Regions from separate parts of the Homo sapiens genome. Here region 1 is linked to region 2. Evidence: read pairs that join two places in POLR2A ChIA-PET (ENCODE). Cell type or tissue: A673. All regions are shown on one strand. Each heading gives the region's core, and the rest is flanking DNA. Links, peaks and the distances in the headings are about the cores only. Region 1 has its middle 63 kb from the start of MIR10522. Region 2 has its middle 8.4 kb from the start of MYO10.

The links. Peaks named below come from ENCODE experiments on the same cell type or tissue, not always from the same donor. Only the 100,000 strongest peaks of a DNase experiment are listed, where the experiment ranks them.
Region 1: POLR2A ChIA-PET joins it to region 2 with 11 read pairs; 2 of 35 experiments call an interaction of 5 or more read pairs at or near these places.

What each region holds. Positions count from the first base shown.
Region 1 is chr5:17,088,112-17,098,184 of GRCh38, reverse strand. No RefSeq gene overlaps it. Among named protein-coding and RNA genes, the nearest start is that of MIR10522, 63 kb to the left of the region's middle. In A673, for the core only: no CTCF peak of the experiment used is centred there; a DNase peak (open chromatin) is centred at 3,134; H3K27ac peaks cover 424 bases.
Region 2 is chr5:16,939,614-16,949,686 of GRCh38, reverse strand. It overlaps the pseudogene RNU6-660P. Among named protein-coding and RNA genes, the nearest start is that of MYO10, 8.4 kb to the right of the region's middle. In A673, for the core only: no CTCF peak of the experiment used is centred there; DNase peaks (open chromatin) are centred at 4,676, 5,246 and 5,666; H3K4me3 peaks cover 461 bases; H3K27ac peaks cover 4,577 bases.

The DNA.
Region 1 (10,073 bases), core at 999-8,998, 150 kb before region 2:
ATACAAAAATTGGCCGGGTGCGGGGGCTCACGTCTGTAATCCCAACACTTTGGGAAGTCAAGGCAGGCGGATCACCCAAGACCAGCCTGACCAACTTGGAAAAATCCTGTCTCTACTAAAAATACAAAATTAGCCAGGCATGCTAGCGCATGCCTGTAATCCCAGCTACTCAGGAGGCTGAGGCAGGGGAATCACTTGAACCCAGGAGATGGAGGTTGCAGTGAGCCAAGATCGCACCATTGCACTCCAGCCTGGGCAAGAAGAGCAAAACTCCGTCTCAAAAAAAAATTAGCCAGGCTTGGTGGTGCATGCCTGTAATCCCAGCTACTCGGGAGGAGCATGGGAGTCTCTTGAACCCAGTGAGTAGAGGTTGTAGTGAGCCAAGATCATGCCACTGCACTTCAGCCCGGGCAATAGAGCAAAACTCTGTCTCAAAAAAAAAAAAAAAAAAAAGAAAGAAAGAAAATGAGAACAAGTCTTTCCAGAGCAGCAGTCTAGGCTGCCTCCTATACAGATGCCTGTAAACCATGCCACCTAATGTGGCAGCCACTAGCCATGTGCAACTCTGCACATTTTAATTTAAATTCAAAAATACATACATAAATGTAAATTCATTAAAAGTCAATGAAACAAGCCAATTCCTCAGTGGCACTAGCCACATTTCAAGTGCTCAGTAGTAACCTGTGGCTAGTGGCGGCCATCCGGGTCAGTGCAGATATTAAACACGCCCATCATTGCAGAAAATTGCACTGCTACTTAGATACTTTCTAGTATCTAAGATCTGGATCTGCTTCCAGACCATCTGAGTGGGTTTCAGTCAAGTGCCATGACTTTTTCAGAAAAGAGGCATGGTTAGATGATGCTCGCACTATTTACACAGCATTCTCACAGCGGGGTTTCCCCCTCACTGTCTTCTTTGTCCTCTGGGTTATAACAGTCTCTCTCCCAGCAGCAGCAGCGCATGGCAGGCACCTCCTGGCTTAGGTTTCAGATGCAGTTTCCTCCTGAAAGAAGAGTACAGGCACGTCCCTGACGCGCGCCCCACTCTTCCTGCCTATTTATCCACCTTGAGGCACTGAGCCAAAGGAATTTCCCTGGGAAGGGAGTTAAGGGAGGAGCTGGAGTCTGACGAGGGGTGGAAAGATCCATCGGAGATTTATTGTGGCGCTTAGATGAGCCATCGATCATGCATGAGTGCCCTCTTTCATGACCAAAGAAGCAGACTTCACGGGGAGGGGCAGATGCTCAGATATCACTTGCTGCCCCCATCTTCTGTGCACTGTACACATTGACATACAAAACCCATTGTAAGTCCAGAAAGAGAGAGACAGAGACAGAGACAGAGAGACCTTCTGATTCTCCACAAACATCATTCCCTACAGTCATGAAGGTTGCACAAAGCATCGTCCTCCAGAACGCAACTAATTTCAGAGTGGAGTTTATAGAGATATGTGAAATCTTTCAGGAGCTTGCTCTCCTCTCCTGCTTAAGAAATCCCCCAGCAGAATCCTTTGTTTGGGTTAAATCACCAAGCAGGTGCACGGTTTCCAGAAGGGTAAGAATATTCCACTGGAGAAAGCAGGAAAGCCTTAGATTTCACTTCATCGGTTTTCACGTTAGCTCAGATTCATTAATCACATTTACTTAGAATCTCACTGTGAACCAGGGACACACATGGAATGTCAGCCATGTACTTCTTGCATATAAAATGCAGGTCTGTGGAGGCCTGGGGCATGCAATTCACAAAATCTCAAGGTAAATAGTGTTACTGAGTCCAAATTCCCATCAGATATAAGAACCCCTGTGGGCGGCAAACCACCCAGGCGCCGAGGCAAGAGACCGAGGACACGAGCTGTTCCAGTATAATAAAATATAAAACAAGAATAGTTATACCAGATATAGATCTTAGATATGATTATATATGAATATCATTAATCATTAGTTTGTAGCAATTGCTCTTTATTCCAATATTAAAATAATCTTCGCTCTATAACCATAACCTAGGAAAAACCAGGCCATACAGAGATAGGAGCTGAGGGGACATAGTGAGGTGTGAACAGAAGACAAGAATGCGAGCCTTCTGTTATGCCCAGACAGGGCCACCAGAAGGGCTCCTTGGTCTAGCAGTGACGACAGCGTCTGGGAAGATGCCCGTTGCCAGGCGGACCATGGTCTAGCAGTAGCGAAAAGTGTCAAGGAACAACACCCACTACTTAGCAGACCGGGAAAGGGAGTCTCCTTTTCCCCGCGGGAGTTTAGAGAAGACTCTGCTCCTCCACCTTTTGTGGAGGGCCTGACATCAGTCAGGCTCACCAGCAGTTATCCAGAGGCCTAACCGTCTCCCTGTGATGCTGTGCTTCAGTGGTCACGCTCCTAGTCCGCGTTCATGTTCCATCCTATACACCTGGCTCTGCCTTCTAGATAGCAGTAGTAAATTAGTGAAAGTACTAAAAGTCTCTGATATGCAGAAATAATGGCGTAAGCTGTCTTTCTCTTTGTCTCCTCTCTCTCTCTGCCTCAGCTGCCAGGCAGGGAAGGGCCCCCTGTCCAGTGGACACGAGACCCATGTGACCTTACCTATCATTGGAGATGACTCACACTCTTTACCCTGCCCCTTTTGCTTTGTATCCAATAAATAACAGCGCAGCCAGACATTCGGGGCCACTACCGGTCTCCGCGCATTGGTGGTAGTGGTCCCCCGGGCCCAGCTGTCTTTTCTTCTATCTCTTTGTCTTGTGTCTTTATTTCTACACTCTCTCGTCGCCGCACACGGGGAGAGACCCACCGACCCTGTGGGGGCTGGTCCCTACAACCCTCATGTCATTCCCAAAATCACCTTCTTCAGACTCTGCTTGAACACTGCAAAGATTAGTTCCATTTTGTAAATTCAGACCACTAGAAATCAGCACAAATCTGTTCCATCACTATTTCCACTCAAATTCATGTATGCTATGTATGTGGATGAAAACGCATGCCTCTATGTCGGCTACCTCATAATCCCTAGCAGTCAACCGGAGTGGAGTGCGGCCTCGCCCTTCTGTTGGATTTATGCAGTTTGACACTTCCTCAGCCGTTTCCTCCCACAATTACAAGGTAAACTTCTCCTCCTTCTATTGCATGATTCTAAAGAGTAGTTCAAGTTTCCCTCTGCTGCCAATTTTCAAAAGCGTGGGTGGTAGAAGTGAATATAGGCAGCATTTCAATAATAGCAATGACTGGAACTTTTATATTAAAAGCCAACTCTTGTCATTTGATACAGCCTGAAGAGCCAAAATCCTGGCAGAAGTAGAGCTGATGAAAGCAAGTCTAAGACTCTAGTTCTGCCTTATCCATGGACTAGAATAGGATGTTTTTATCTCTTACTAAGTCTGATAAACGTATGCAAGCTGGTTCAGAGTCCCATTACTACCAAGTGGATGACATGCTCATCAAATATATCCTAATGCTGAAAGCACACTTGCTTTTCTTGGTAAAATAACAATGAGAAAACAAGGGATGCATATGATATACAGTACCATAAACATGCTAATTTTTAAATAAAGGAAATAATTCAGGATGTATTAAAATTGTCACTAAATCAGAATTAGAATTCATTCTAAAACTTTAGAATTTTGGAATTTATTAAACTTCTATTTTATTTTTGAGATAGCGTCTTGCTCTGTTGTCCAGGCTGGAGTGCAGTGGCACGATCTCGGCTCACTGCAACCTCCGCCTCCCAGGTTCAAGAGATTCTCCTGCCTCAGCCTCCCGAGTAGCTGGGATTACAGGCGCCCGCCACCATGTCTGGCTAATTTTTGTATTTTTAGTAGAGACAGTTTTCGCCACGTTGGTCAGGCTGGTCTTGAACTGACCTCGTGAACTGCCCGCCTTGGCCTCCCAAGTAGCTGGGATTACAGGCACGTGCCACCATATCCAGCTAATTGTTTGTATTTTTAGTAGAGACGGGGTTTCACCACATTGGCCAGGCTGGTCTCAAACTCCTGACTTCAGGTGATGCACCCACCTCAGCCTCCCAAAGTGCTGGGATCACAGGCGTGAGCCACCGCACTCGGCCTAAACTTCTAAATTGAGTAACAATCTGGACTCCCTGAAAGTCAAAACGTAGCTAGACTAGGACTTAATTTTTCCTTTTTTTCTTTAAATTTTTTTTTTTTTTTTGAGACAGGATGTGGCTCTGTTGCCCAGGCTGGAGTGCAGTAGTGTGATCTCAGCTCACTGTAACCTCTACCTCCTGGGCTTAAGCCATCCTCCCACCTCAAACTCCTGTGTAGCTGGGACTACAGGAGTGTGCCACCATGCCTGGCTAATTTTTGTATTTTTTGTATAGACAGGGTCTTGCCATGTTGCCCCAGCTTGTCTCAAACTGCTGAACTCAATTGATCTGCCTACTTCAGCCTCCCAAATTGCTGGGATTAAAGGCGTGAGTCACCGCACCCAGCCAGGACTTAATTTTTTTTAATGTTTATGGGCATGATCTATTTAGTGACAGTGACTCCTAAGAGAAATAAGTAATCACTCATAAACTGCTCTATGTTCCAACAATCAATGATTATAGAGAAATTTCTGATCCTCTTCTGATTAACGTCTAGAGATTTTTCCTAAGAGGATCTGTCAGCCTTGTATTTCCATGATTTGTTGCAAGCCTATTTTCTTTTTTTTTATTTTTTTATTTTGAGACAGAGTCTCGCTCATCGCCCAGGCTGGAGTACAGTGGCACAATCTCGGCTCACTGCAAGCTCCGCCACCCGGGTTCATGCCATTCTCCTGCCTCAGCCTCCCAAGTAGCTGGGACTACAGGCACCCGCCACCATGCCCGGCTAACTTTTTGTATTTTTAGTAGAAACGGGGTTTCACCGTGTTAGCCAGGATGGTCTTGATCTCCTGACCTCGTGATCCACCCACCTCAGCCTCCCAAAATGCTGGGATTACAGGCGTGAGCCACTATGCCCAGCCTGAAAGCCTATTTTCATACCTTGAAGTTGGAAATTAAAAGAACAAGAATCTTAAGTGAAAGAACAAATATATTGTTTGTAATTCAATACTAGATTTTTTTGACTGCTTTTTGGTTTTGGGTTCTTTTCCAACCTGATGTTGAGGGCAACATATTCCTCATCCGTCTCAAATCCTAAGCTTCTTCCTTCCTTCTCTCCCTCATTCATTCATCTCTCTCTCTCTTCTATTCCTGTCTCTTCCCCCCCACCTCTGATCTTAAGCCTTTCACAATTAAGCACCCTATTACATTCCCAGGTCTATAAAAGTCATAGATGGCCCAACTCCATAAAAAATCAGAGCTATGTTCTGGGCTAGCTCATGGATTTGGGACCCCACTTTGGAAAACCACTAGTGCATGAAACATGTTGATTTAAATCCAGCCCCTGAAAGCCTGGCTGCAAGCTCTCCTAAGCTGAGTGGAGTATGAACTCTCCCTGCGATAACCCAGAAAATGCATTTGCTTCTCACCTTCCACTTTCAAACCTTAGCTCGTCCTTCATGAGGTTTCCACCCAACTGATTTAAATATAAATCTCCTAAGTTTGTTCTTACTTGAAAAGAGGACAAAAACCAGTTTCAGATCCCAGGGGCACCCTCTGCCTCCTGATTGGTTTCCATTTTTAAAATCAGCCTGAAATGCTAGACATTTGATCCAATAAATCAGGTGTTGGAAGTCAAAGGGACTGGTCTCCAGGGGTTGGTTTTCAGGCCACATATTATGCTTACCCTAGAAAATATGAGATGCTGTGCTAACGAATTCACCCTGGGAGTAGGTGTGAGGCCAGAAGACAAGCTCTCCCTTGTAAATTCAGTTGGGATTGAGTCCCCAGCTCCAGCTTCTGGGATGAACAGGACTTCTTATCCCTTAATCACACCAAGGAGAGACCCCACACGCACACACCTTGACATTTCTCCCTCCTGGACCCACCAATGTGGCTGTTTGTTATTTCCCCTGGACAATTTGGAGTTATATAAAGAGTTCACCTTTGGCCAGGCGCGGTGGCTCACGCCTCTAATCTGAGCACTTTGGGAGACTGAGGAGGGCGGATCACCTGAGGTCCAGAGTTCAAGGCCAGCCTGACCAACATGGGGAAACCCCATCTCTACTAAAAATACAAAATTAGCCAGGCATGGTGGTGGGCGCCTGTAATCCCAGCTACACGGGAGGCTGAGGCAGGAGAATCTCTTGAACCCGGGAGGCGGAGGTTGCAGTGAGTGAACATCGCGCCATTGTACTCCAGCCTGGGCAACAAGAGCGAAACTCTGTCTCAAAAAAAAAAAAAAAAAAAAAAGGAGTTCACCTTCAAACCTTACGATCTGCACAGTGTGTCGCAGTTTTCAAAGGGCTTTCACAGATGTGATCTCATTTAGCTTTTATGAGGTCCCGTGGCCTCACAGCAGCAGCAGCAGCAGAGAGAGAAAGAGACAGCTAAACACAAGGTGGTGGTGCCCTCCAAGCCAGAGCATGAGGTCCAGGGTCGGACCGACCTGAATTCAAATCCTGACCGTAAGCTGTGAAGCTTTGGGTAAATTAATATCTCTACGCCTAAGCTTCCTCGTTTTGCAGCTAGAAATAATTAATAACAGTACCTGCTTTACAGTCGGTCCAGGGTTAAGGGTCCCCTTGATCTTGAAGAAGGCACCTGAAGCACTTAACACAATACTTGGCACATGTAACTATTCAGTAAATGTCAGTTACTACTATTAATCAATATGTTTAGACCCGTAAGAGCAATCTGCAAAAGCACACCCAGATGAAAAGTTCATCATGGATATCCATTAACTGGCAGGGATGAAATCCTGAATTGACTCTGGAATCCAAAGATACAGATCTTAACACTGGAAGGTACAGTCATTTTTGAGCAACTGATGCTCTGAAACGGTCCCCAGCGGGGCCCAGCACTATAGATGGCTTTTATCATTCAGTCTAGTAATTAAAACTATGCTTATTATTTACAGATCATTATTTAGAAATAGTTTTGGTGTTGCTAATTCATTTTTAGCTATCCTTTATTCATAAAAACAGATTATTTTTACGGCAACAGTTTCGTTGAGTTCACTATTCTCTGGGTTTCCTGGAGAATCAGCTATTCTGACACTAGTTTGATATGCATACCAGTTCCTCTTTTTTTTTTTTTTTTTTTTTTTGAAACAGGGTTTTACTCTGTCACCCAGGCCAGAGTGCAGTGGTGTGTGATCTCGGTCACTGCAACCTCCACCTCCTGGGCTCAAGGGATCCTCCTGCCTTAGTCACCCCAGTAGCTGGGACTATAGGTGTCCGCCACCATGCCTGGCTAATTTTTGTATTTTTCTAGAGACACGGTCTCACTATGTTACCTAGGCTGGTCTCAAACTCCTGTCCTCAAGTAGTTCGCCCACCTCAGCCTCCCAAAGTGCTGGGATTACAGACATGAGCCACCACACCTGGCCTGTTCATTCTACTTTACTAACTTTCCTTGCTTAGAACTCTGAGCAATCTATAGCAAGCTTTACCTCTTCTTTAAAATGAAACAACTTTATAGACAAAATTAAAAATTGAGAATTATAGGCCAGGTGTGATGGCTCATTCCTATAATCTCAGCATCTTGGGAGGCTGAGGCTGGAGGATCGAGACCAGCCTGGGCCACAAAGTGAGACTCCCATCTCTTAAAAAAACATAATTTGAGAATTATATTTTTCACAGTTTATTCATAAGTTAAAATGTACTCCATGATTTTGATCTATGCCTGCTTAGCTCAGACGTATGGGACCAGAGTGAAATAGCTTCAGTGGGTATACGTGTCTTTGTGTACTAGTCAGCTTTCTTAGATTATGCAGTGGCAGCCAAAAAAAAAATATCTCACAGGCCTCTAAGAACAAAGGTTTAATTCTTATTTATTTTCCAGGTCAGCTGAGAGCTGTGACTCTGCTCTGTGTGTCTTCATTCTGGGATCAAGCTCACCTGGGCCATGTTGATCTTGGGGAAGGAGAAGGCAAATGACAAGAGCACGCAATGGCTCTTCAGTATCCGCTGGGAAGAGGCACACCACATTCCCACTGACATTTTATGGAAGCAGGCTGTGTGGCCATGCTTGAGATCAGTGTGTGGGGAAGTAAATTCACCCACAGGGTAGACAGAGCAACCCCATGGCAGGAGTGGATGTGTTCAACCCTCCACATAGGGCAGCCAATGAGAAGAAAAACACAGTCCACCACACTTCAACATGTTTGAATTTTGGTCCTTTTTCAATGACATTCCTATTTGAGATCTCTTCTGACGGCTTTAGGGCCATTCCTAAGATTCAGAGAGCAGTGTAGCGTGACTCACTGTATGCCCCTGGCAAGGACTGAGTGTGGCCCACAAAGCCTAGAATATTTATTTTCTGACTCTTTCCAAAAGAGTTTGTCAACCCCCAGAATAAAACTAAATTTGGAGGCCAGGTGTGATGGCTCAAACCTATAATCCTAGCACTTTGGGAGTCAAAGGCAAGAGGATCCCTTCAGCCCAGGGGTTCAAGACCAGCCTGGGAGAACTTGTCTCTGAAAAATAATTAATTAATTAATTAATTAATTTAAAAAAAAAAAAAACCTTAAATGTGGGATTGGTCCTGGAAGCTTGGTTTCATTGGCACTGGGAGCAATTATGTCCATCCCAGATGAAATCAGCTTCTACAAGTAACAAATCTCACCTTTAAAGCCAGCGGTTACTAATCAGTGTAGAATTACTCCTCTAGAATCTGGAGTCCAGACGCCACTCCAGTGAATCTGTGTATCCATGTTCCTGGTGTTGCACTTACCACACAGGATTATAATTACAATTTTATGTCCCACAAACAGACTATGGTAACATCCCATACTCAGCCCAGTGCTTGACAAAGGTATTTTTGTAACTGTTTTTGATTGAATTAAACTAAACTATGGGCATGCAGAGAATCTTAAGATAATCTAAGATATCATATTTGTTTCATCATGAATCTCTTACTCTTAAATAAATTCCTTGTCTGAGCTTATCTGAAAAATGGAAATTCAGGAAGGGTGCAGTGATTCACATACCTGTAATCCCAACACTTCAGGAGGTGAGGCAGGAGGATGGCTTGAGCCCAGAGTTCCAGTCCAGCCTGGGTAACATACAGAGATGTCATCTTTGCCAAAAAAAAAAAAAAATTGTAAATTAGCTGGGTATGGTGTTGCACACCTATAGTCTCAGCCTCAGGAGGCTGAGGTGGGAGGATTGCTTGAGGCTGGAAGGTTGAGGCTTCAGTGAGCTGAGATCGCACTATCGATCTCCAGCCTGGGCAACAGAGCCATCTAAGAAAAAATAGAAAAGGAAATTTTTTTTTTTTTTTTTTTGAGACGGAGTTTCTCTCTTGTCGCCCAGGCTGGAGTGCAGTGGCATGATCTCGGCTCACTGCAACCTCCGCCTCTGGGATTCAAGCAATTCTCCTGCCTCAGCCTCCCGAGTAGCTGGGATTACAGGCACCCGCCATCACACCTGGCTAATTTTTTGTATTGTTAGTAAAGACGGAGTTTCACCATGTTGAGTAGGCTGGTCTCGAACTCCTGACCTCAGGTGATCCGCCCACCTCAGCCACCCAAAGTGCTGGGATCAGCCACCACACCCAGCAAAAGGAAATTTAAATGTCACCAAAAGTCTTCTTTAAATGCCTACTTAGAGATGACAGAGGAGAGTCATGTTGACTCCACTGCATTCACCGAAGTCCACCAAAAGCAACAAAAAACAAAAAATATAAGGAAACTCCATTTCAAAAGAAAGTCTTCTGCCTCAAACCAAAAAGTAGAAGAACATCGGCCAGAAAAGATTAAATTTATCAAAATAAGAGACCAGTGAAAAGAGATGACAATTTCCAGGAGATAGGAGAATGGAAATGGTTGACTACAAAGGGACCACACAGGGACATTCGTTGGGTGATGAAATACATAGCATAGTGTATTTCATCACCCAAAGCATACACTGCTGTGTATGCTATGCTAGTGATGGATTCGTGCCACTATGCATTTATCAAAACCCATTGTACTGTACACTTTTGAAAGTGAAGTTTACTCTATGAATTTTTTTTTTAACTCAACCAAGATGATAGGGAA
Region 2 (10,073 bases), core at 1,044-9,043:
GCAATTACTCAACTCTGCCATCAGAGTGAAAAACAGTCTTGAACGATGTGGAAATGAATGGAAGTGTTTTAATAAAACTTCATTTCTGCAACAGGCTTTGTGCCAAATCGGCCCCTTGAGCTTCAGTTTGCTGACCCCTGGGGGAAAAAGAAAAAAAGCATACATAATATCATTTCATCGAGTGATGAATGCTGTGAGGAACATCAGGTGGGGTGGGGGTAGGTAGGACTGATGTGTCAGTGCAGAATTAGATAGGCTGATGGGATAACATGTGAGCTGAGTCCTCAGTGAAGAGACAAGGCAGTCATGCAGAGTGAGTGGGGGTAAGTGGAGGGTGAGGAAACACTGCAGGTGATAGAAACACAAGTGCAAAGGCCCTGAGATAGGATCAAGCTGCATGGCTGCTGTGCTCTGGGCACAGGGAGGCCGATGTGGTTATGGGGTGGGGATTGGAGGAGACAGAGGCAGGAGGCAGGTCCCAAAGTGCTTTATCAGCCTCAAAAGGATCTGGTAGGTGGGGCGCAGTGGCTCACGCCTGTAATCCCAGCACTCTGGGAGGCCGAGGCTGCTGGATCACCTGAGGTCAAGAGTTCGAGACCAGCCTGACCAACATGGCAAAACACCATCTCTACTAAAAAGGCTGAGGCAGGAGAATTGCTTGAACCCGGGAGGCAGAGGTTGCACTGAGCCGAGATCATGCCACTGTACTCCAGCCTGGGCGACAGAATGAGAATCCATCTCAAAAAAAACCCAAAACAAAACAAAAACCAACCTAGGCTACATGGTGAAACCCCCACAGCTACAAAAAAAAGAAAAAAAAATTAGCCAGGTATGGTGGTGCAAACCTGTAGTCCCAGCTACTCAGGAGTCCAAGACAGGAGGATTGCTTGAGCCAGGGGGTGGAAGTTGCAGTGAACCAAGACTATGCCGCTGCACTAGAGCCTGGGCAACAGAGCCAGATCCTGTCTCAAAAATAAAATTAAAAAAAGAAACAGAAAACTCCCTCATTCAAACCCCTCTCCATCTCACAGTCTTCTCTCTCCCTACCTCTCTGGAGCTCTACACCTTTTTATCTTCTTCTGAATGCCCAAAATTACCCTTCCTTTTCTTCCTGAAGGCTCAGGTTCATCTCTCCCGCCCTGTGATGGTTGAAACTACCACTGCCACCATGGAGATGCCTTCTCCTCTGAGGCCCAAAATCTCTTATCTTCTTCAGCAATCACCTCAAGCTCCTTTTGTCTGTGCATGCATTTGTGTGATCTCTTCGGCTAGATGAAAAATTGGTTATGCATTACTTCATTTGTTGAGTCTAAACCTGCCAAGGGCAAGTACAGTAACCTACGAAATAGCAGATGTAGGCCAGGCGCGGTGGCTCATGCCTATAATCCCAGCGCTTTGGGAGGCCGAGGTGGGTGGATCATGAGGTCAGGAGATCGAGACCATCCTGGCTAACACGGCGAAACCCTGTCTCTACTAAAAATACAAAAAAAAAAATTAGCCGGGTGTGGTGGCGGGCGCCTGTAGTCCCAGCTACTCGGGAGGCTGAGGCAGGAGAATTGCTTGAACCTGGGAGGCAGAGGTTGCAGTGAGCTGAGATTGCACCATGGCACTCCAGCCTGGATGACAGAGAGAGACTCTGTCTCAAAAAAAATAATAAAAATAAAAAAACAAACAAAAATCAGCCATGGTGAGAGTATTTACACCAGAGAAACTGGTAAGTGTTGCAGATCACAGCTAACCTCTCCAAAGAGTCAATTCTCCAATGTTAACCAGCATACTACTAATTTTAAACCAGTTGAATGGGAGTTTAAAGCAAACTTTCCAGTTTGTCTTTTATGACTCCACCCACACACTCTCTGCCCTAAGCGCTCTGAACTTGGTACCCTTTGCTAAAAATGCTTCTCATACCTCTGGGTCCTTCCATATGCCATGTGCCTAGAATGTGCTTTCCTGTCTTCGCCATTTGGTGGACTCTGACTCGTCCATGGAGCCCTGGTTCAAGTACAGCTTTCTTTGGGAATTTTCTTCTGACTCCCTGTATGAGTTTGCTAGGGATGTCATAACAAAATAACACAGACTGGGTGGGTTAAACAACAGAAATTCATTTTCTCACAATGCTGGAGGCTGGAAGTCCAAGATCAAGGTCTCAGCAGGGTTGATTTCTCCTGCAGCCTCTCTCCTTAGCTTGCAGACAGCTGCCTTCTCACTGCATCCTCATGTGGTCTTTCCTCTGTGAGTGAGCATCCCTGGTGTTTCTCTGTATGTCCAAGTCTCCTCTTCTAAGGATAGCAGTCAGAATGGATTAGGGCCCTATATTAGTCCATTTTCACACTGTTGATGAAGACATATTGAGACTGGGCAATTTACAAAAGAAAGAGGTTTTGAAATTGTCCCTAAAAGAGCAGGCAGGTTCATTTTTCCTCCTTCCTTATTCCTGCCATGCCCTGCTGCCGAGGAAGCAAGGTTGCCTTCCTGATGGGTGAGGCTGAGGGCCACACCAGAATACTGGTGAGAGAACTGCAAGGAGCTGGTGTCCTGAGTACCTTAAGGAACATCCCTGTCCTCCAGCCTTTTAAAAAAATTATTGTATTAGTCCATTCTCATACTGTTATAAAGAGCTACCTGCAACTGGGTAATTTATGAAAAAAAGAGGTTTATTTGACTCACAGTTCCACAGGTTGTACAGGAGGCATGGCTGGGGAGGCCTCAGGAAACTTACAATCATGGTGAAAGGTGAAGGGGAAGCAACTACATCTTCACATGACCAGCAGGAGAGAGAGAGTGAAGACAGAAGTCCTCCACACTTTTAAACAACCAGATCTTATGAGAAGTCACTCCCCATCACAAGAACAGCAAAGGGGGAAGTCCACCCCCATCATCTAATCACCTCCCACCAGGCCCCTCCTCCAGCACTAGAGGTCACAATTCAACACGAGATTTGGGTGGGGACACAGAGCCAAACCATATCCATTATTAATTTTTAATTTATATAAATAGAGACGAGGTCTCACTGTGTTGCCCAGGCTGGTCTTGAACTCCTGGGCTCAGGTGATCTGCCTACCTTGGCCTCCCAAAGTACTGGGATTTACAGGTATGAGCCACCATGCCCAGCACTCCACCCTTCATGAGAGAAAAATAAGCATATTTGCTTTAAGTCACTGTTTTTGTTTTGTTTTGTGTTGTTTTTTTTTTTAAGACAGAGTCTTGCTCTGTTGCCCAGGCTGGAGTGCAGTGGCTCACTACAACCTCCACCTCCCAGGTTCAAGCGATTCTCCTGCCTCAGCCTCCCGAGAAGCTGGGATTACAGGCATGCACCACCACACCTGGATAATTTTTGTATTTTTATTTTTATTTTGAGACAGAGTCTCACTCTGTTGCCCAGGCTGGAGGGCAGTGGTGCGATCTCAGCTCACTGCAACCTCCACCTCCCAGGTTCAAGTGATTCTCCCGCCTCAGCCTCCCGAGTAGCTGGGATTACAGGCACCCGCCACCACGCCCAGCTAATTTTTGTTATTTTTAGTAGAGATGGGGTTTTGCCATGTTGACCAGGGTGGTTTTGACCTCTGACCTCAGGTTATTCACCCACCTTGGCCTCCCAGAGTGCTGGGATTACAGGTGTGAGCCAGTGTGACTGGCCTAATTTTTGTATTTTTACAAATACAAAAAAAAAAAGTAGAGACGGGGTTTCACCATGTTGGCCAGGCTGGTTGAAGTCACTGTTTTTTAAACATTTCTATAAGGTACCAATGAAACATGTCATTCTGTAACTTTTCTTTTACATATTCATACCTCCACATTAATACCGATATATTAATCATTTTTGCTGTTTGATAGTATATTGAATTAAAAATGGCCACAATGGAAAACAGTCTGGCAGTTCTTCAAAAAGTTAAACATAGAATTACCATGTGATTCAGCAATTCCACTCCTAGGTATATTCCCCACATAACTGAAAACAGGTACATGAATGTTCGTAGTAGCACTATTCACAGTAGCCCCAATGTGAAAACAACCCAAATGTCCATCAACGGATGAATGGATTGTAAAAATGAGGTATATTCATATAATGCAAGGGTGTCCAATCTTTTGGCTTCCCTGGGCTGCAATGGAAGAAAAATTGTCTTGGGCCATACATAAAACACACTAATGATATAGCTAATGAGTTTTTTAAAATTGCAAAAAAGAAATCATAATGTTTTAGGAAAGTTTACAAATTTTTGTTGGGTGGCATTCAAAGTCATAGGTTGGACAAGCTTGATATAATGGAATATTACTCAGGTGATAAAAAGGAATGAATTCACAACATGGATGAACCTTGCAAACACTATGCTGAATGAAAGAAGCCAGTCTAAAAGGTCACCTATTGCATGATTCCATTCACATGAAATATCCAGAATAGGCAAATCCACAAAGACAGAAAACAAATGAGTGGTTAATGGAGGCTAGGGGTTGACAGGAATCAGAGAAGTAATGAGTATTGGTTTAGTTTTGGAGGGATGAAAATATTCTGGAACTAGAGAGTGGTGATGCTCGTACAACACTGTGAATGTACCAAATGCCACTGAATTGTACACTTGAGAATGCTAAATTTGGAGTTATGTGAATTTTACCCTTCCCTCTCCCACCAGTGGCCACAGATTCCTTGCAATTCCTTCCATCAAGACAGTCTGGGATCTGGGCCAAGCTCCGTGGCTCACGCCTGAAATCTTAGCACTTTGGAAGGCCAAGGCAGGCAGATTGCTTGAGTCTGGAGTTCGAGACCAGCCTGGCCAACATGGTGCAACGCTGTCTTTACTAAAAATGTAAAACAAATTAGCCAGGCATGGTGGGCTAAGGCAGGAGAATCTCTTGAACTCGGAAGGAGGAGGTTGCAGTAAGCTGAGATCATGCCACTGCACTCCAGCCTGGGTGACAGGGTAAGAACCTGTCTCAAAAAACAACAACAAAAAAAGAGTCTGGGGTCTGAGGTCTGGGGTCTGGGCTGGCTTTATGTCAGGCTTCGACCAATTAAATATGGCAGAAGCAACTGCACAAGGTCTTGCAGCTTTTGCTGTCATCCTAATGCATTCCTGAGACTGTCGTAGTGTAAAGGCCACGTGGAGAGAGTGAACCAGCTATCCAAGCCATCCCCATGAGCTCCTGTCCTGTGCGGGAGGCCATCCTAGATCACAAGACACAGCTGAGCAGCTAACTGACTGCAGTCACCCGAGAGAGCCCAGATAACAGCACAGAGGTCAAGCCCCATCAAGAAATAACAAGTCATTGTCTTCAGCCACTTAGTTTTAGGTGGCTTGTTATACAAAACAGACAACTAACACAAAGAGTATGTCACTATGCACATTTACCATAGTTTGCTTAACCTATCTCCTTCTGAGAGGCTTTTAGGTTGTGTCCAGGTTTTTAACCAACTTTCTTTCTCTTTCTTTCTCTTTGTTTCTTTGTTTCTTTCTTTCTTTCTCTCCTTCCTTCCTTCCTTCCTTCCTTCCTTCCTTCCTTCCTTCCTTCCTTCCTTCCTTCCTTCCTTCCTTCCTTCCTTCCTTCCTTCCTTCCTTCCTTCCTTCCTTCCTTCCTTCCTTCCTTCCTTCCTTCCTTTCTGACGGAGTTTTCACTTGTTGCCCAAGCTAGAGTGCAACGGCACGATCTCGGCTCACTGTAACCGCGCCTCCTGGGTTCAAGCGATTCTCCTGCCTCAGCCTCCCGGGTAGCTGGGATTACAGGCGCGCCACCAGGCCCAGCAAATTTTTTTGGTATTTTTAGTAGAGACAGGGTTTTACTATGTTGGCTAGGCTGGTCTCCAACTCCTGACCCTCAGGTGATCTGCCTGTCCCGGCCTCCCAAAGTGCTGGGATTACAGGCATCAGCTACCTCTCCCAGCCAGGTTTTTAACTTTTCTAAACAATTTTGTCCGGATATTCTTATATAAACAACTCTGTGCACTTAATTGATTTTTCCTAATACTTCAGCAGCACACACTTGCATTTGATGGAAGCTCTGGAAATAAAAAATCCAAAAATATTCTCAACTCATTCCAGAAGCAAAATTAATAGTGGTGATATCAGGCAATTTTCGGTGGGGAAAACAAAGCCTCACTAATAAGAGTTTACATAAAATTGGCCCTGTGATGAACCCCATGAATCTTAGTCTCAACTTTCTTGGGCGGCCAGCCTCTTGTTGTTTTGTATTGCTCTCCATTTTATATTGTTTTGTTTTGTTTTGTATTGCTTCCCTTTGGGTGGGTGGGATCCCTGGAGATGTACATAATTTGATTTTAAAAATTATGAAAACATTACCTCTGCCATGACCTGAACCACTGAAATTGATGCTCTGAGTCTCCCTGGTCTCCTCATAGTTTGTTTCCTAGATTAAACCCACAAATGAGGGTATCGATTAATAAAACCGAAGTCACATATGTAAAGCAAGGGAGGCTTTGATGGGGATAGACCTGCATGTGTGTAAGATCATCAGAAGATTTAGGGCAGCTCTGAAAGACAGATACCCTCTCATTACAGTGACTGAATTATGACTATTACATTAATAGATATAGGGAAGTTGATAGAAGTTGATGGGAGAGTGAAGAAGGTTTTGAAGTGTGAGAAGAACCTCACTAGGAACAATTCAACGAATGGTTGGAAATGTAGTTGGGATTTCTTCTTCTTCTTCTGCTTTTTTTTTTTTTTTTTTTTTTTTTTTGAGACAGGGTCTGGCTCTGTGGCACAGGCTAGAATGCAGTGGTGCTATCTCCACTCACTGCAGTCTCCAACTCCCAGGCTCAAGTGATCCTCCCAAGTCGCTGGGACTAACAGGCATGCGCCCCCACACCTGGCTAATTTTGTTGCTGTTGTTTTTGTTGCAGTAGAGATGGCGTTTTTCTATGTTGCCCAAGCTAGTCTCAAACTACTAAGCTCAAGCAATCCACCTGCCTCAGTCTCCCAAAGTGCTAGGATTACAGGCATGAGCCACGGTACCTGGCCTGTGGCTGGGACTTCTTATAGCTTGAATTATAGATTTGGGGATCATTTATGAAGACATGGCAGGTGAAGTACAGAGAATTAATGGTGAGAACATAAGAATAGGGGGAAGAACATGTGCTCGGGATCCACCATACTTTGGAGGGAGAAGGAGAAGGGGAGCCTACAAGGGGAAGAAAGTGGTCAAAGAGATGGGAGAGCCAGACAAACAGAGGGTCACAAAAGCTAAAAATAACCAGCTTCATGATTTGTAGCACCCTATGCAAAATGAAAAGGCAGAGCCGTTTGTTCAACAATTATTAAGAATATTGGCCGGGCATAGTGGCTCATGCCGGTAATCCCAGCACTTTGGGAGGCCGAGGCAAGTGGATCACTTGAGGTCAGGAGTTCGAGACCAGCCTGGCCAACATGGTAAAACCCCATCTCTAGTAAAAATACAAAAATTAGCTGGGCGTAGTGGCCCGAGCCTGTAATCCTAGCTACTTGGGAGGCTGAGGCTCGAGAATCGCTTGAACCCAGGAGGTGGAGGTGGTTGCAGTGAGCGGAGATCATGCTGCTGCATTCCAGCCTGGGTGACAGAGTGAGACTCTGTCACAAAAAAAAAAAAAAAAAAAAAAAGAATATTAATGGCCATTGCAGTGGCTCACATCTGTAACCCCAGTGTTTTGGGAGGCCAAGGTGGGAGGATCTCTTGAGGCCAGGAGTTCAAGGCTGCAGTGAGCTATGATTGTGCCACTGTACCCTCTGTCTAAAATGAAAATTCTTTTGTGCTTACTTCGGCAGCACAAATACTAAAATTAAAGCAAGACAGAGAGAAGATTAGCATGGCCCCTGTTCAAGGATGACATACAAATTCATGAAGCAGTTTATATTTAAAAAATATATATGTTGAAAACTTTTCAGGCCAGTCACGGTGGCTCACGCCTGTAATCCCAGCACTCTGGGAGGTCGAGGCGGGTGGATTACCTGAGGTCAGGAGCTTGAGACCAGCCTGGCTAACATGGTGAAACCCTGTCTCTACTAAAAATTCAAAAAATTAGCTGGGCATGGTGGCGGGCACCTGTAGTCCCAGCTGCTCAGCAGTCTGAGGCAGGAGAATCACTTGAACCTAGGAAGCCGAGGTTGCAGTGAGCGGAGATCACGCCATTGCACTCCAGCTTGGGCGACAAGAGTGAAACTCGGTCTCAAGAAAATAAAATAAAATAAATTATTTTTGGCTGGGCGCGGTGGCTTACGCCTGTAATCCCAGCACTTTGGGAGGCGGAGGCGGGCAGATCACCAGGTCAGAAGATGGAGACCATCGTGGCTAACATGGTGAAATCCCGTCTCTACTAAAAAAATACAAAAAAATTAGCTGGGTGTGGTGGCAGGGGCCTGTAGTCCCAGCTACTCCAGAGGCTGAGGCAGGAGAATGGCGTGAACCCGGGAGGCGGAGCTTGCAGTGAGCTGAGATCGCGCCACTGCACTCCAGCCTGGGCAACAGAGCGAGACTCTGTCTCAAGACTCCCAGCCTCCTCAGTAGCTGGGACAACAGGCGCCTGGCTAATTTTTTGTATTTTTAGTAGAGATGGGGTTTCACTGGGTTAGCCAGGATGGTCTCGATCTCCTGACCTCGTGATCCGCCCGACTCGGCCTCCCAAAGTGCTGGGATTACAGGTGTGAGCCACCACGCCCGGCAATTATTTTCATTTTTAATTATTATCAATACATAGTGTATATATTTATGGGGTACATGTAATGTGTGGATACAGGCATACAATGTGTAATAATTGCATTATTTGTAATTGTGATTAGGGTATTCATCGCCTCAAGAATTTATCATTTCTTTGTGTTATGAACATTACAATTCCACCCTTTTAATTAATTAAAAATATGCAATAAATTATTGTTGCTGTAGTCACCCTGTTGTGCTATCAAATACTAGTTCTTCATTCATCCTATTAAGAAAAAGTTGTATTTGCTGTTATCTGATGCCTAACAAAAAAAATAAGTACATAAATACGTAAAATAATTTTAAGATAGGAACAACAGAATATTAAACCAAGCGTGAGGAGCTTAGGGCTCTATACAATTAACTATATGGGTTGCACACCTATGAAGCTTGCCCTGAAGCTAAGAAGTTAAAGAATTTTTAAAGAGGGGAATGTCAAGGAGAGTGAAATTGGAAAACAGGCTGTTGAATTTGATGATTTGAGGTTACAGAGACTTTCAAGAGAGTGGGGTGGGGGACAAAAATCAGATCATGAGGGGTTTAAGGGTTGATTGCTTGGAGGATGAAGTACAGCAGTGAGAAGTTGGGCATTTGAAGAGAGATGGTCCAGTAGTTCAGAGAGCAATTGGGTTAACGAGCAGCTGTTTTCAAATAGAGCCGACACGATCTTGTTTATTGGCTTGGATACTGAGTGGGAAAGGCTGAAGATGCAAGCAAGAGGAATAAGTGAGGACACAAGGTTTGGAAGTGGCAAACATGTTGTGATTAACAATAATGGTAGAGAGATGATAAACTTTGCAGTCAGTCTCTGAGCCACCCTGGAGTAATGGAAGAGAGAGGGTCATAAAGACACAAAAACATCAAGAGAGAAAGCGAGATGTCAAACATAGCTCCGAGCGGGCTTAATCATTAGGCAGCTTTTCAGGGTTTCAGGGATTTTTGTACTTTTTCTTTATTATACGCAACAGGACCAGCCCCAAACATGAAAACTGATTAATTTGTGAAACTAACACTCCATGATTTTTGTAGGCTATCAGCTGTAGGAGGCATTCTTGCTGTAGTTTGAAGTGATGGGGATTTAGTTAGAATTAACTGTCCATCACATGCTCTCTAATGAGGTGAATGACATCCTTGCCCTAGCTCATCTTGTAGAGAAATACAACCGCTGGCAGAAATGAGTTCTTCCAGTGTCTTCTCCCCATTTTAGTTCTATGTTTATTCTTCTGTACTTACTTCTATTACAATGTGAAACATTTCAGGTATTTTCTCCCAAATTTATTCTATTGAAACCACCTACAATTGTTTTCAGTTTCAGCAGAAAAAAATTCCCTTGAGGATTTCTGAATGCTAAGGTATGAGAAATAAAAGAAACACTTGTGTAAAAATTTAAATCA